Regions from separate parts of the Homo sapiens genome. Here region 1 is linked to region 2. A link is an interaction called in ENCODE POLR2A ChIA-PET data of the cell type or tissue named here. Cell type or tissue: MCF 10A. All regions are shown on one strand. Each heading gives the region's core, and the rest is flanking DNA. Links, peaks and the distances in the headings are about the cores only. Region 1 overlaps DNAJC3 (DnaJ heat shock protein family (Hsp40) member C3). Region 2 overlaps DNAJC3 (DnaJ heat shock protein family (Hsp40) member C3).

Region 1 (5,381 bases), core at 250-5,249, 79 kb after region 2:
AATATCCGTTAGAGTTCTCTTTACATCTTTAGTTACTCTCCTATCACAACTTAACAGTTCTTAGATTAAACTTCCCCTTTCTAAGTAACTACATGATTTCGGTCTCTCCTCAACGGACCATGAGTGACACACAATTGGTATTGGGAGCAGTCCTAGGAGACAGGCCCACAGAGATGCAATTCGAGGACTGGTTTGGTCATGGCCTTGGGCTTCAGTGCAGTGCTAAGTTCCTCGCCAATGGGAGATGAAATGCTAGTAATCCACAGTAGGTATTGGAGTCACAATTAACTAAGCTATCACTTTGGTTGACTGTAATGAAGTACTGAGGGACATGTCTTAGAAGCCCAAGTGGCTGCTGCAACTGACCATAATGGCAGAAATTATGAAAATAAGGACTTTGATGTGGGGTGGGTTCTTTTGAGAGCACTAGAGCAGGGTCCCCAAGCCCCCAGCCACGGACCAGTACCAGTCCATGGCCTGTTAGGAACTGGGCCACACAGCAGGAAGTGATCGGCAAGCCAGAGAGCATTACCACCTGAGCTCTGCTTCCTGTCAGATCAGTGGAGGCATTAGATTCTCACAGGAGCACAAACCCTATCATCAATTGCGCATGCAAGGGGTCTAGGTTGTGCATTCCTTATGAGAATCTAACTAAAGCCTGATGATCTGAAGTGGAACAGATTCATCCCGAAACTATCCTCCCCCTACCCAACCCAGTCCATGGAAAAACTGTCTTCCACAAAACCAATCCCTGGTGCCAAAAAGGTTGGGGACTGCTGCACTGGGGCACCTACAGGGAGAAAATAACCAGCTCAGATCCAACTTTCAGATCAAGTCATGGTCTTAGAGCTGATTTAGCTGAAAATCAAATATAAAATTTAATTTAATTATGAGGGTTGCTGAATTAAAACAATAGCTGAATTCATGGTCTCACCAAGTTTCTCCTGTGAAAGGGGACAGATTAGTAAAGAATGGAATCCTTAAATTTGGAATGGGAATATTTATTTGGACCCAAATGAAACTGACCAACTTGAACCCCCAAGTCCGTCTGAGTCTCCCTTACCAGAAGTAGTTTTCCCCCCTTGTCTGAGGAGATGACTCTTCCACTGCTTAAAAACCTGAGGACAGCTTTACCCATGGTGGATGCCTTAAAAGAGGATGTTCAGTCCTCCTCAAGACACACCCTAACCACTGCCATTGTCACTAACCCATGTCAAATTTTGACAGGCTCCAGAAGAACAGGTATATACTATGACCCAAAGGAAGTAGCTGAACACACTAAAAGATCTGCTGATAAACTAGCACAATCCCACAGAACATGTATGGCAATGGATTCTAAAGGTGCTAGACCAGGAGGGTGAAATATAACACTACATTGGCTCTAATTCATTTATATGTATATACTTATAAAGCAGAGGTCAACAAACCGTTTTTTGTAACTAAAGTTTTACTAGAATGGGGCCATGCCCATTAATGGATGGGCCATATTGTCTATGGCTGCTTTCACACTATAGCAGCAGAACAGAGTTGTTGTGACAAAACCCATATGGCCTCTAAAACCTAAAATATTTACTATCTGACCCTTTACAGAAAAGGTTTGACTACTTCTGTACTAGAGATCCCACATTTAATGTGTTAACTCACAAAACTGGAAGTGGCTTTAACAGCTTACTTGATTGGCTGACTGAAACTTGAAGTTTAATTTAATTAAGCATTAATTATATTAATTTAACATTTAATAAGGCTGAGGTTCCAAAGTTTCCCTAGCATAATAAGAGAGAGGGATCCAAAGGTTTAGAGAGATAGGAAGGTTGGACTGGATTTATCATGTGTTACCTACACACCAAATTGCCACTTATGTCCATGAGAGGGCCTAGAAAACACTCCTTTTACTAAGACATTTAGAAACCTATTAGTGGCCAGGCACAGTAGCTCAAGTCTGTAATCCCAACACTTTGTGAGGCCAAGGCAGGAGAACTGCTTGAGGCCAGGAGTTCAAGAGCAGCCCGGGCAACATAATGAGACCTCATCTCTAAAAAATATAAAATAATTAGCCAGGCATGGTGGCACACACCTGGAATCCCAGCTATTTAATACTTGGGGGGCTGAGGCAGGAGGAAGGATCCTTTGAGCCCAGGAGTTCAAGTCTGCAGTGAGCTATGATCGTGCCACTATACTCCAGTCTAGGAGACAGAGCAAACCTTGTCTCTGAAACAAAATTAAAAAAAAAAAAAAGAGAGAGAGAGAGAGGGAGAAATGTATTAGTGAGGGACCACCTAACAAGGTTTTCAAAATTCTTGTCACTCCCCTTTGTAGGACAGGTATGACTACAGGAGGAAGTCAATATTGAGATAAGTTGAATTCAGTGCGGATGATGGGATTTTAGAGTTGCACAGAAACTTAAGCAGCAGCACTGAACCATGAGAGACTAGGTGGGCACATCAATGCAGAGGCTCTTAATAATCAGGTAGATAAAATGACATACTCTATGGGTGGCACTCAACCTCCTTCTCCATCATATCTAAGCTTGTGCAATGGACCCATGAACAAAGTGGCCATGGTGGCAGGGATGGAGATTATGAATGGGTTCAAAAACACAGATTAGGCCAGGTGCGGTGGCTCATGCCTGTAATCCCAGCACTTTGGGAGGCCTAGGCGGACAGATCACCTGAGGTCAGGAATTCAAGACTAGCCTGGCCAACGTGGCAAAACCCCATCTCTACTAAAAATACAGAGATTAGCTGGATGTGGTGGTGCATGCCTGTAATCCCAGCTACTGGGGAGGCTGAGGCATGAGAATCACTTGAACCCACGAGGTGGAGGTTGCGGTGAGCTGAGATCATGCCACTGCACTCCAGCCTGGGCGACACTGCGAGACTCTGTCTCAAAAAAAAAAAAAAAAAACACACACACACAGATTAGTCCTTTCTAAAACTGAAAAAACTGATCTGGCTAAAGCTACTGCAGAGCATCTGATCTGCCAATGCTGGAGACCAACACTGAATTCCCAGTATGGCACCATGGGTGGGAAAGAGACAGCTGGCCACCTAGTGGCAGATTGATTTTATTTGGTTCTCTTCCATAATGGATCCGTTTCTCATATTCCAGATATGAATTTGCCTGCAATGCTTCTGCCAACTCCACCATTCATAGACTCACAGAATGTATTACCTATCATTACAGCATTCTATACAGCACTGTATCTCCTTAAGGAATTCACTTCATAGCAAAAGAGGTGGACAATGTGCTCATGACACTAAGATTAACTGGTTTTACCATTACTCCATCACATAGAATGGCTTACTGAAGACTTCAGCAGCAGCACTAGTTAGGAGACAAAAACCTGAAAGGATGGGGCTCTGTTTTACAAGCTGCAGTTTATTATTTCAATCACAGACCATTATATGATGCTATCTTGCCCACAGCCAGAATATGTCAGTCCAGGAATCAAAAAGTAGAAGCAGGCATGGCTCCTCTCATTATTATACCCACATAAGCCACTTGCAAAATTTCTGTTTCTAGTCCTGGCAACTTTGAGCTCTGATGGTTTGGAGATCTTAGTCCTTAAAGGAGAAATGCTTCCAAAGGGGACACAACAATGTTTCCGATTAATTGGAAGATGAGACTCCCATATGGCCATTTTGTACTTCTTATGTCACTGAAACCAACAAGCCAAAAACATTGGTTAATCTACTAGTTGGAAAAATGAATCCGAATTACCAAGGGCAAACAAGTGTGCTATTTTGCAATGGAGGCAAAGTAGGGTAAGTGGAACCCAGAAGATTGCCTAGGGCATGTCATACTACTTCCATGCTCAATACAAGGTTAATGAAACGTTACAGCAACCAAAAAACAGAGCAAATAAGACACAGTCCCTTCAAGAAGGAAAGTTTATGAGTCACTCAATCAGGTTAAAAAAAAAAAAAGCCAGAGTAACTGAAATTCTGGCAGAAGGCAAGAGAGCTATAGAACAGGGAGTAGATGAAGGAAGCCACATATTTCAGCTACCACCTCAGACCAGTTACAGACACAAGCTATGCAGTAGCTTTGCATATTTTCTCTTTGATTATATACATGTTTATTTGTATATACAGTCAATCTTCATAATTTAGATTCTGTATTTGTGAATTTGCCTATGCACTAAAATTCATTCGTAATCCCCAAACTCATATTCACAGCATTTTCAGTCATTCAAGAACACATGCATGTTCAGGGTAGCAAAATACTGAAATCACTCCAAGCATATGTTCCAGCTGAGGCTGAACAAGGTAACACTCCATCTTCCTGTGTCAGCTTTCATAGTATAAACAATTGTCCTTTCCACTGTGCATTTGGTGCCACTTTTTTGTGTATGCTTCCTGTCACTGATTTCACCACTTTGAGTGACTCCCAAGCATAGTACTGAAGTACTGTCAGGTGTTCCTATGCTCATGAAAGCTGGGCTGTACCTTACTGAAAAAATCGTGTTTTAGTTAAGCTTTCTTCAAATATGAAAGACACTGCCATTAGCTGTAAGTTCAATGTTAATAGATCAACCATACATAGTAAGGTGTCTTTAAACAGAAACACACAGAAAACAAGGTTATGTCTTGATCTGTTGACATAAGTTGTGATTTGAGGCTTGCAGAAACTTAACCCTGTATTTCCCCTAAGAGAAATGGTTCAATATTTGCTAATGCAGTGTTCACGATGACTTTACAGAACATAACCACCATGAATAACAAGAATTGACTGTACTAACCATATTTTTCTCCCTAATTCCCAATTTTATTTTATACACAAATTACTGAAGTTAACTTTACAATTTAGTCTTTATATAACTGAATATTGAGTGGGATGGTGATGGAGTAAGAGTAGTAATTTATGTAGCCAGTGATGGATACGTGACTGATGGAACCAGGAGTCTTCTCCATTAGGGTATGGGTAAGAATTTCTTCCCTGCAAGGATAGCTGTATCTTCTTAGAAAATTGTCTCAGTTCTTCTATTCAGGCTGCTATAACAAAAATACCATAAACTGGATGGCTTATAAACAACATTTATTTCTCATAGTTCTAGAGGCTAGCAAGTCCAAGATCAAGGTGTCAGCAGATTCAGTGTCTGATGAGGGCCTAATAGACTGCACTTTCTTGTTGAGTCCCTATGTGGTGAAAGGGGAAAACAAGCTCCTTCAGGCCTCTTTCATATGGCCACTAATCCCAGTCATGAGGGCATCATCTAATCACCTTCTCCTTAAGGCCCTGCCTCTTAATACTGTCACATCAGATTAGGTTTCAACATATGAATTGGGGGCATGAGGGGAACACAAATATTCAGACCATAGCAAAAATAAAGTTGCTTTGTTGTACTGGTATTCAAATATGTGCACAAAGGCACGTACGGA
Region 2 (5,381 bases), core at 231-5,230:
TTTTTCTTTTCTTCTTCATTCTGGAAGTTATCTGGGTGCCACTGCAGTGCTAATTTTCGGTATGCTTTAATAATTTCTTGCTTTTTGGCATTTCTGAGGGGTGGTAAAATAAATAATCATTAGTGGAAAAGTGTCTAACATACTATCATAAAAATCAGAAGAGCTGATTAAGATCCTACTGGCAATTAACAAAACTGGTTTTATAAAATAGTTCCAATGGTATCACAGGCCAAAGATCTGCATACACAGTTCTGGATGATCATTAAAGCTGACATCAGGCTTCCTTGGATACTCGCTCACTAAGATTACTGAGAATAAAGCACTCCTGATCTTTAGAACTTTCCCTTTTTTAAAAAAGGTACATCAATGAATTTTTTAACTTTCTGAATTTCCAAGTTACCATAATTCAATTCTTGGTATTAAAAAATATTTGACTCTGAATGCCACTTTCAATTATGCTTCTGCATTAGCTTACTTAATAGTAAGCACAAAGATTCCAAATTTTGAAAAATTGATGGTTTACTCAGCGAACCACTGGGAGGTATATCATTTACTTAATTTCAGAATTCACCCACAGGCACTGGGAGGTGTATCATTTACTTAGTATGTACTTTTATATAAGGTAGATCTTAATTTCAGACTTAATTCTGAAAGCACTACTTTATTTTTAGGCCTAGAGAAGGCTTTTTCTTTACTCATTCCGTCTCCTCCTCCATCCCCACCAAAAGGAATCTCACTCCTACCCCTTTACCCTTCTTAAAAAATCTAGGCTTAGGACCCATTCATGCTACAGTGTCATCTTTGTTGCCAACTACTAATTCTGTTGTTGCATTATTGGTCTCTATCAAAGAAACTTGCCTATAAAATACTCAAAGTAGCTTTCTAATGTTAAAGACTGTTAAGGTTTAATCCATATGACTGAAATTACATAAGTAAAGAAAATGAATCAGAGAGGAAAAAGAGCAATGATTAGCTTTGAAACAGAGTTGATTAAAAATAGCAAAGTAAATTTTAAATTAATAATTCACCTTTTTACTCCCAAGATTTTATAATAATCTCGTTTCTGCGACTGTTTCAATAATCTTTGTGCTTTCTCTAGACCTTCTCGAATCTGCTGATCATTTTCATTGTGTTCCTGAGCAGTTTCATAATCCTGAATAGCTGTCAAAATATGTTTAAGATAATATTGTTAAGGCAAATTATAATTTATTGCCTTTTCTTATCCTGTAAAATTGATGCTAAAGTCGTCATCCCCCAACCCCTTCACTCTTTGGCCATTATTGCCAAAAACCTTAAGTGATACCCCGTTAGTAACTTTGATCAAGAATATTTAAGAGGCCGGGCACAGGGGCTCATGCCTGTGATCCCATCACTTTGGGAGGTCGAGGTGGGCGGATCATGAGGGTCAGGAGTTCAAAACCAGCCTGGCCAACACAATGAAACCCCGTCTCTACTAAAAAAAAAAACACAAAAATTAGCCGGGCATGGTGGTGCACGCCTGTAGTCCCAGCTACTCGGGAGGCTGAGGCAGGAAAACCGCTTGAACTTGGGAGGCGGAGGTTTGCAGTGGCCGACATCGCACCACTGCACTCCAGCCTGGGTGACAGAGTGAGATTCCGTCTCAAAAAAAAAAAAAAAAAAAAAAAAGGTTTAAAAGGCATAATAATGAAAACTGAGTTTAGGTAGTTTATTATTCTCATTCAACAAAATGTACTGCTGTTTACTTGCCCACCCTCCCGCATTATCTCCCCATACCCTCTGGGTAAATATGTTAATATCAGCACTTTATCCAGAGCAATCTTACCACCATTAAGACTAAGTGGTTGTTACACAGGAAAGAAAGACAGTGATAAAGAAAATCGGCCTGGTCAGCTATGGATTGACAACAGTCCAGAAGAATTAGACATTTAGAAAGGGATCAGGAGGTGGGTTTGGCCAATGGGAAGCTAGAAAAAAAAAATTTGTAGAAAGAAAGGGAACAGAAGGAACTGTCCACAATCCGAATGACTCAGTAACCCACAGGCTTTAACACTATTACAAACCTAAGTGTCAATCAAAATACAAAATACATATAGTCCCAGTATAGGAAGTCTGCTGACTATCCACATTACATCTTTTATTTTATTACACAGTATTTTTTTTTAAAAATTTTAAGAGACAGGGTCTCTGTCACTTTGGCTGACTGCATCCTCGACCTCCCAGGCACAAGCCATCCTCCTGCCTCAGGCCCATGAAGTAGCTGGGACTACAGGCACGCACCACCACGCCCAGCAGTATTTTAAATACTTAGAAAATACAAGGCATCTGGGTATCTAATATGCAGAAGAGAGTCAACACAGCAGTCCTGAGACAACTATCCTTAGAAAAGTTTGCTGACAAGGTTGGCTTACTGCTGACGTTTGGGAAGCCAGATTTCAGGAGTGTTCCCAACATTCCATGGTAAGAATGACTCATGCCTGAACTGTTTGTATGAAAAATACAGTTTATGGTAAACATCTTTCCTTCTGGGAGTCTGGGATTTTGGTGCAGGCCAGACAGAACGTGTCTAGTGACTAGTTCCCCAAAAAAACTCTGGGTGCAGTGTCTATAACGAGCTTCCCTGGTAGACAACATTTCACACATTGTAGAATTTCTCATTACTGGAAAAATTAAGCTTGTTCTTTATGACGTCACAGGGAGAGAAGTCCTGGAATCTTCTGCCTGGTTTCCTCCAGATTTTCACCCTTGCACCTTTTCCCTGTGCTGACTTTGCTTTTTCACTGGAATGAAAGCCCTGAGTACAACTATATGCTGAGTCCTGTGTGTCTTCTTACCAGATCACCAAATCTGGGGATAGTCTAGGGAAGCCCCCACTCAAATTTTTCTCAATATTCTCCCTGCATAGATAATTCCAATAATAGATTGCTGGGATAAAATTCTTGTTTTTATGAAAATGCATTTCACTAGGATAAAAGACATGTGAACACTCATCTTCGCAACAGCTAAACATGGAGGGAATGTAAGGCACCTTGGACAGATTAAAATGAGAAAGATATTGGCCTAAGACTGAGACAGCCAAATGCAAAGGGGTTCCCAGAAAAACTCCAACTGGCCTGCACGCTGGGAGGAGTGTGCACTGGGGTGGAGCCTCGGGAAGAAGCCTGGCCCCTCCCTCCTCTTCCTGGATGGAACCTGGGATTCAATCTGCAAGGTGGGAAGCACACTAGCTGGGACTCTGGCCTTGTAGAGAGTCCTGTTTCCCTCTTTTCCTTTTCACCCAATAAGTCCTGCCCTCTTCAAATTGTCTGTGAGCCTCATTTTTCGTGGCCGTGTGACAAGGACCCCCTGTCTTTAGCTGAACTAAGGAAAGAGTCCTACAACAAGACTAACAGATTTTGACAGGCTACACACTACGTACAGAAACGAACCACCACCACCTTTGGCCCTGTGGCACTGGGGAAGGGGACCCTTCAATCTTTTATCCTAAAGTGAATTCTCGCATCAGTGCATCATTACATTAAATGTTACTATAGCCCAACCCACAGGGACATAAAAAACTTCTCCCAGTTTAGTATAAAAACAAAACCATCATAAACAGTAGTAAGGTTTAACTTTACAATGAACACCCATAACACAACACATAGCTTAGTAAGGAAACAGACCTTGAAGGAATACAATAGGAAGATGTTTCAATATACATGATTTTGCTACTTGTGCAGACTCTATATTTAAAACATGTTTTCATTCTTACATTTCAGAGTTATCTCCCCAAAGCAGTCTTTTGTATCGTATTTGTATTAAAATTTAAGGTGAACACATTTTTCCCAACATAAGACAAAAATGTAAAATTATAGGTTGTTTCCTATATTCACACAATTGCAGAAAACTAATTAGAAACCTAAGTATGGATGATGTAAGACTTCCCACAGATATAACTAGACAGACCATTTTAAGTTATACTTTCTCAGACTCCACACTCTAAGAGAGCATCTAAAAAAACAAAACAAAACAAAACACCCAATAGACAAAAAACAAGCAATGGGGAAAGGATTCCCTATTTAATAAATGGTGTTGGAAAACTGGCTAGCCATATGTGGAAAACTGAAACTGGACCCCTTCCTTACACCTTATACAAAAATTAACTCGAGGTGGACTAAAGACTTAAACGTAAGACATAAAACCATAAAAACCCTAGAAGAAAACCTAGGCAATACCATTCAGGACACAGGCATGGGCAAAGACTTCATGAAACATCAAAAGCAATGGCAACAAACGCCAAAATTGACAAATGGGATCTAATTAAACTAAAGAGCTTCTCCACAGCAAAAGAAACTATCATCAGAGTGAACAGGCAACCTACACGGGAGAATTTTGTTGCCATGAATGGGAGAAAATTTTTGCGATCTATCCATCTGACAAAGGGCTAACATCCAGAATCCACAGGGAACTTAAACAAATTTACAAGAAAACAACCCTATCAAAAAGTGGGCGAAGGATATGAACAGACACTTCTCAAAAGAAGACATGTATGCAGCCAACAGACATATGAAAAAAAGCTCATCATCACTGGTCATTAGAGAAATGCAAATCAAAACCACAATGAGGTACTATCTGACACCAGTTAGAATGGCGATCATTAAACAGTCAGGAAACAACAGATGCTGGAGAGGATGTAGAGAAATAGGAAGGCTTTTACACTGTTGGTGGGAGAGTAAATTAGTTCAACCATTGTAGAAGACAGTGTGGTGATTCCTCAAGGATCTACAACCAGAAATACCATTTGACCCAGCAATCCCATTACTGGGTACATACCCAAAGGATTATAAATCATTCTACTATAAAGACACATGCACAGGTATGTTTATTGCAGCACTGTTCACAATAGCAAAGACTTGGAACCAACCCAAATGTCTATCAATGATAGACTGGATAAAGAAAATGTGCCACATATACACCATGGAATACTATGCAGCCATAAAAAAGGTGAGTTCAAGTCCTTCACAGGAACATGGATGAAGCTGGAAACCATTGTTCTCAGCAAACTAACACAGGAACAGAAAACCAAACACTGCATGTTCTCACTCATAAGTGGGAACTGAACAATGGGAACATGTGGACACAGGGAGGGGAACATCACACACCAGGGCCCGTGGGGAGGTAGGGGGCTGGGGGAGGGATAGCATTAGGAGAAATACCTAATGTAGATGATGGGTTGATGGGTGCAGCAAATCACCATAGCATGTGTATACCTATGTAACAAACCTGTACATTCTGCACATGTATCCCAGAACTTAAAGTAAAAAAAAAAAAACACACACACACATCCAATGTTTATCCCACCATTACTGAACAGCTATGAAAAATAGAATAAGCCAGACATATATCAGCCCTAGATAAAGAAT

The links. Peaks named below come from ENCODE experiments on the same cell type or tissue, not always from the same donor. Only the 100,000 strongest peaks of a DNase experiment are listed, where the experiment ranks them.
Region 1: POLR2A ChIA-PET joins it to region 2 with 14 read pairs; 2 of 35 experiments call an interaction of 5 or more read pairs at or near these places.

What each region holds. Positions count from the first base shown.
Region 1 is chr13:95,702,375-95,707,755 of GRCh38, reverse strand. The region is part of intron 1 of DNAJC3 (DnaJ heat shock protein family (Hsp40) member C3); the gene reads right to left. Among named protein-coding and RNA genes, the nearest start is that of DNAJC3, 28 kb to the right of the region's middle. RefSeq lists an enhancer at 331-620. In MCF 10A, for the core only: a CTCF peak has its summit at 3,033 (motif pointing left); a DNase peak (open chromatin) is centred at 3,035.
Region 2 is chr13:95,781,719-95,787,099 of GRCh38, reverse strand. DNAJC3 (DnaJ heat shock protein family (Hsp40) member C3) reads right to left here. Exons shown (of 12, transcript NM_006260.5): 10 at 1,029-1,161; 11 at 1-93. Among named protein-coding and RNA genes, the nearest start is that of DNAJC3, 110 kb to the right of the region's middle. In MCF 10A, for the core only: no CTCF peak of the experiment used is centred there; DNase peaks (open chromatin) are centred at 1,989 and 2,439.